Regions from separate parts of the Homo sapiens genome. Here region 1 is linked to region 2. Evidence: chromatin contacts called from ENCODE Hi-C or POLR2A ChIA-PET data. All regions are on one chromosome and are shown on one strand. The core of a region is the stretch at or near the end of the contact, and the rest is flanking DNA. Distances in the headings are between cores, read along the strand shown. Region 1 overlaps SCNN1A (sodium channel epithelial 1 subunit alpha). Region 2 overlaps CD9 (CD9 molecule).

Region 1 (2,972 bases), core at 140-2,639, 150 kb before region 2:
ATGGTATTGTGTTATAGATCTCATTTCACCTCTTACTATTTTTTTTTTTGAGACAGAGTCTCGCTGTAGTGTGCAGTGGTGCAATCTCAGCTCACTGCAACCTCCCAAGTTCAAGCGATTCTTCTGCCTCAGCCTCCCGACTAGCTGAGATAATAGGTGCCCACCACCACGCCTGGCGAATTTTTGTATTTTTGGTAGAGACGGGGTTTCACCATGTTGGCCAGGCTGGTCTCAAACTTCTGACTTCAACTGATCCACCTGTCTCAGCCTCCCAAAGTGTTGGGATTACAGGCGTGAGCCACTGTGCCCCACCACTTTTTTTTTTCGAAGCTCTATGTTTTAAAACCCATCCGTGTTTCTCCACCGCTGATGGAACTTGTGCCTGCTTTCCATGGGGGCAGCACCCACCATTATACTTGTCCCCTCTCTGTGTGCGAAGGGCTCACCAGCCTTCAGGACTGGCCACCTCTGTAGCCTCTCCTTCAGTCCTTCCCTGCATCTAGCCTGGGCTCTAGAAGTGCTGACTTCCCAGTACATCCTAGAATGTGCACCAGTATGTCACGCCTCTGTGCCTTTGTTCTTCAAGGCCAGTGGAATATCCCGGATCACCTAGTTCCAATCTCCTCATTTTACAGAATCATCCTACATTTTACAGAGGAGGAGAATAAGCTTAGAAACAATGACCTGCTTGAGACCGTACAACCAGAACCCCACCCTTTATCTCTGGCCAGCCTCTTCTCCCTCTTCTCTTTAGTCCTCCTCTGCTGCTCACTGGCCGAAGTCCCCTTTCCGTCTTTGCCTGGCTCCCGTCGCTAGCTCCAAGATGGCAGGGTAGCAGAACACAGATCCTCTCTGTGCCGTGTGGCACATGTGCTGTGCTACAACCCACACAGCCTCCCTGTTCTGGAACCTGTGATTTGCTGTGAAATTGCAGTCCTACTGCAGCTGTGTTGCCTCTGTGATTGCTTTCTCTCTGTCCCCACACCTGTCACAGATGAGTTTTGGACCTACCATTCTGAGACATACTGATGCAAGAGGCTCCCAGGAAACACTTGGTACTGATCTTCCTCCCCTCAGCTCCGTGCTCACCACTGGTCACACTTTCTCCTTTAACCCTGCTCCCCTCCTCCCCTTCATTCATTCATTCATTCATTCATTCATTCATTCCTCACTCAACAACTATTTATTAATCATCTCCTCTATCTCCTAGATGACAGGATCTATGCAACTAACCCAGAGATGACACAGAGATGAATGAGATGTGGCTCCTGTCATCAAGGAGCTCATGATTCAATGGGGAACTAACACTTAGATGCATGGGCAGTTAGGGACATGCAAGAATCTTTGTAATGCAACAAGAGAGAAGTTACAAGGCAGCACGGAAGTCAATGCCGGTGAACCCAGATGGCCTGGTGAGAGGAGCCTGGACTAGAAGGTAGATGTGTGACCTTGGGCCAGCTGTTTGAGCTCTCTGAGCCTTAGCTTCCTCCTCTGTGATATGAGGATGAGACTCTCACAGGCTGTTGGTTGGAGTGACTGAGGGAGTGTGAGTAAAGCTCTCAGCATTGTGCCAGCACATAGTAGGTGATCAGGAAACAAATGGCTCTGAAAGGCACAAGTCCTGTAGGAGTTTAAGAGAGTGGACATTTCTCTCTGCCTCATCTCCCTATTCCCTGCACCACCTACACTTTCCTCTCTGACCCTACTCTCTCTTTCCTGATAAGGAATTACTCTCACTTCCACCACCCGATGTATGGAAACTGCTATACTTTCAATGACAAGAACAACTCCAACCTCTGGATGTCTTCCATGCCTGGAATCAACAACGGTGAGAAGCTCCCTGCTTGCTCCATGGCGCCCTCTGCTTCAGCCACTCACCTGTACTTACCTTGAGCTCACCTCCTAGAGCTGCTGGGAGGGGTCCTGCCTGCTGTCTCTCCCCAATAGGTGCCACATAGTCCGTTCCAGGCATGAGAGGAATCCCGTCCCAGGTCTTCCTCCTGCCTCCAGATTCCAGCTCAGGGGTTGCCAGGTCCCTTTGCGGGTCTTCCTGAACTTGCTTCTCTTGCAGCTTTAGAGACTGGGCAAGGAAGGGAGAGTGGATTTCCATCTCCTAACTCTTTTCTAGGATTCCCGCCTCTGCCAACTCTGCTCTCTCTGCACCCCTAGGTCTGTCCCTGATGCTGCGCGCAGAGCAGAATGACTTCATTCCCCTGCTGTCCACAGTGACTGGGGCCCGGGTAATGGTGCACGGGCAGGATGAACCTGCCTTTATGGATGATGGTGGCTTTAACTTGCGGCCTGGCGTGGAGACCTCCATCAGCATGAGGAAGGCAAGGATGCTGACTGGGAGGCCTGGAAGGAGCGCCTCAGATTGCAGAGGGGCAGCGGGGAGGCATGGGAGGCTGGAGAGGGAGAGCATGTGGGGTGGGCCTTGAGCATGTGGAGGTCTTCAGGAGCAGGAATGAGGGGCAGAGGGGCTGGCACTGGGAAGTAAAGCCCTGCAGGGTGGACCCTGGGGGACAAGTGCTGAGAAGGCATTCAAGGCATGCTTAGGGTTTCTGGGGATGCTCTGGGCCTAGTGGCCTTGAAATGAGCAGTGGGTGGGCATGGGGGTGGCTGGAAGCATGTATTGAGAGGGCGAGGCCAGTAGGAGGGGCTGGCAGGTGTGAGATACAACCTGGAACTGAGGGAAGGCAGAGAACCCAGAGGCACTTGCTCTGTCCTCTGATCTCTTGGTGTATGTGGGTTCATAGGAAACCCTGGACAGACTTGGGGGCGATTATGGCGACTGCACCAAGAATGGCAGTGATGTTCCTGTTGAGAACCTTTACCCTTCAAAGTACACACAGCAGGTGAGGCCCAACCTGATTCCGTGGCAGCCACTCCCAGCCACTGCCCTGGCTGGCCCTGCAAAGCTGGAGGGGTTGTGTATGTGAGAGAGAGAGAGGGAAACTGGGGGGTGGTGGAAA
Region 2 (2,969 bases), core at 468-2,967:
GTTTTGGATGTTTTGCTTTAAATTCCAGAATACCACACATTTGTTTTCCGTTGTGTATGCCTCGCCGAGCTGTCTGGCGATGACTGCACACACTCTTGCTGACACACTCTAGCCACTTGCAGCAGCTTGCTCTCATTCCATCTGCAGAGTTGGCCGCCACGTGCGTGCGTGGCCCTGAGTGGTGGGAGATGCTCCTTCCTTGACAGTTTTCAAGCAATGCCAGGTGGTGCCTGGAGTGGCAGGGTCGGCTAAAAGCACTTCCGGCACCGCTTGGTGGAACGGCCCTCCTGCTCCAACATGGGATCTTGCAAACCCCAAGCCAGCAAGGGAGGCCAAGATCCCCAAACTCTTGTCTAACCTATCAACCTGCCCTACCCCTCTGCCAGGAGCTCCTTCTTCATATTAGGTCACCTAATTACTAGCAGCAAGTACTCAAATATTTGCTATCTATGTTCCACAACCCCACCCTAAGCACTTCTCCAGAACTATTTAGTTTTCAGAATAGGCCCACCAAAGAGGTAATATTGTCTTCTATTTTTTAGATGAAAAAACTGGGGCACAAAAGTTAAGTTGCTCGGGCCGGGCACGGTGGCTCAAGCCTGTAATCCCAGCACTTTGGGAGGCCAAGGCGGGAGGATCACAAGGTCAGGAGTTCAAGACCAGCCTGGCCAACATGGTGAAACCCCATCTCTACTAAAAATATAAAAAAATAGCCAGGCATGGTGGTGCGTGCCTGTAATCCCAGCTACTTGGGAGGCTGAGGCTGTTCAATCGCTTGAACCCAGGAGGCAGAGGTTGCAGTGACCCAAGACCACGCCACTGCACTCCAGCCTGGCAACAGAGCGAGACTCCTTCTCAAAAAAAAAAAAAAAAAAAAGTTGCTCAACTGAGATCACAGGGCAAGTAAGTGGCAGAGTTAGAACTTGAACCCAGAATGGTCTGACTGCAGAGCCCCAATTCTCAATTATTTTGTTAAGCTGTTTGTGTTTTTGATCCATTTCTTCTATTCTGAAGCCAGAATTTTTTCCCTTTTGCCTGTTTCCCCCCCATTCATATCTAATCCCATTTCAAAGTGGTGTTTTCGATCTTTAAAGGCCACAAGGGAGCCCATCTGCACCGGAAGGAAGGCAGCTTGCAGACGCGCCTCCTCCCTGACAGCAGGGCAGCTGCATGGCCACCTGGGCTGGAGATGCCACCTACACCTGGCCTCGCTTGGGGGCAGTGGGGGTAGTGGGTGCTCGAAGAGAGTCTAAAAAAAACAGCCGGTGCTTCCTCTCCCTGGCCTTTGTCCTGAGAGCTTCAGCCACACCCTTGGTTCCACTGGTCATATAGTCAGGGTGGACAGAGGCGGCGCTCTGGGAAGGGACTCTCCAGGGCAACTCGCACATCCTCCTTTCCCCTTGGCTGCACTGTTGCAGCTGCCCATTGGCATTGTGTCCATAGACGGGACCGCAGCCCGTTCAGTGGCCATGGTCCTTCCATCCCCCGTGAAAACAGCCCCAGAGTGGGACCCGGAGCCTCTGCCCTTCCCCAGAACCACCCTGCCAGCAAAGGGCAGAACAAGATGACATCAGCACAGGCCTCTCTGTGTTATAGCCCTGGGCACGAGCTCTCAAGACACACCCCAGGGTCCTAGAGGAGAGTGCCAGCCTCCCATGACAAAGAAGGCCAAAGTGTCCCTCCTCATCCTAGAAGATAATCTAATTTCTATTTGAAATGAGCAGTCCCAGCTGGGCGCGGTGACTCACGCCTGTAATCCCAGCACTTTGGAAGGCCGAGGTGGGCGTATCACCTGAGGTCAGCAGTTCGAGACCAGCCTGGTCAACGTGGCAAAACCCCATCTCTACTAAAAACACAAAAATTAGCCGGGCATGGTGGTACATGCCTGTAATCCCAGCTACTCAAGAGGCTGAGGCATGAGAATCGCTTGAACCCAGGAGGCAGAGGTTGCAGTGAGCCGAGATTGTGCCACTACACTCCAGCCTGGGCAACAGAATGAGACTCCATCTCAGAAAAAAAAAAAAAAAAAAAAAGAAATTTGCAGTCTGGGTCTCTAAAGGGTTGTGTCTTAGGGAGCCAGGGCTACAATTTGACTAGAGAGGAGGAAAGGAGAGTATGAAGAGATTTTCTCAGGCTTGTAGACAGGAAGCTTTAAAACATCTGAGCTTAGCAATAATAAATTTAAATCCACAGTCCCACATTGTGAGAAAGAAGATGTTTACATTGCACCATGGAGAGCAGGAGGAATATGTCTTAGTGGGAAGGGCCTCCCGTCTCTAGGAACGGGGCCGCTGAGGGAGGTATGGATGACTCCCCACCCAGAAAACATCCAGTGGAGTTGGGCATAAATCTGGGGTGTGCATGCACACTACACACTGCAACTGCCCACCTACAAGGGAAGACATGATGTGGATTCAAACACCAGATTTCTATTGACTTGAAAAGCTACGACGAGCCCGGTGCGGTGGCTCACGCCTATAATCCCAGCACTTTGGGAGGCAGAGGTGGGTGGATCACCTGAGGTGAGACCAGCCTGGCCAACATGATGAAATCCCATCTCTACTAAAAATACAAAAATTAGCTGGGCGTGGTGGCATGTGCCTGTAGTCGCAGCTACTCAGGAGGCTGAGGCGGGAGAATCACTTGAACCTGGGAGGCAGAGGTTGCAGTATGCCAAGATTGCGCCACTGCACTCCAGCCTGGGTGACAGAGCGAGACTCTGTCTCAAAACAAACAACAAAAAAAGCAATGATGAGTTCACAAATAGTATGATTTTGCTGATCATTTCATTTAGAGTTTTAATAAATCAGTACACTGTATTATCATACTACATTCAATCAACTTAGGTTTAAAAGACATTAAACTACACACCTGTAATCCCAGCACTTTGGGAGGCTGAGGCGGGTGGATCACCTGAGGTCAGGAGTTCAAGACCGGCCTGATCAACATGGAGAAACCCCGTCTCTACT

What was found. Hi-C counts contacts between places; a loop is a spot of excess contacts on that map. ChIA-PET counts read pairs that join two places held with the same protein, here RNA polymerase II (POLR2A). Pooled maps may share reads with other maps.
Region 1: a loop to region 2 is called in a map of OCI-LY7, with 8 times the contacts of the local background. The contact joins two enhancer-like sites. A Hi-C loop is called at or near these places in 2 of 168 maps with a recorded cell type or tissue (OCI-LY7 and PC-9) and 1 of 50 pooled maps. POLR2A ChIA-PET finds 5 or more read pairs at or near these places in 2 of 52 experiments (H1 and PC-9).

What each region holds. Positions count from the first base shown.
Region 1 is chr12:6,354,633-6,357,604 of GRCh38, reverse strand. It overlaps SCNN1A (sodium channel epithelial 1 subunit alpha), which reads left to right. Exons shown (of 13, transcript NM_001038.6): 5 at 1,725-1,828; 6 at 2,170-2,333; 7 at 2,757-2,855. It overlaps LOC107984500 (a long non-coding RNA gene), which reads right to left. Exons shown (of 4, transcript XR_007063191.1): 4 at 1,826-2,080. Among named protein-coding and RNA genes, the nearest start is that of TNFRSF1A, 14 kb to the right of the region's middle. Within about 2 kb of position 1,389, at least 4 of the 41 ENCODE cell types and tissues checked have a DNase peak (open chromatin) inside an H3K27ac peak, as active enhancers do.
Region 2 is chr12:6,208,744-6,211,712 of GRCh38, reverse strand. All of the region lies in intron 1 of CD9 (CD9 molecule), which reads right to left. Among named protein-coding and RNA genes, the nearest start is that of CD9, 9.8 kb to the right of the region's middle. RefSeq lists enhancers at 202-703, 734-1,357. Within about 2 kb of position 1,717, at least 2 of the 41 ENCODE cell types and tissues checked have a DNase peak (open chromatin) inside an H3K27ac peak, as active enhancers do.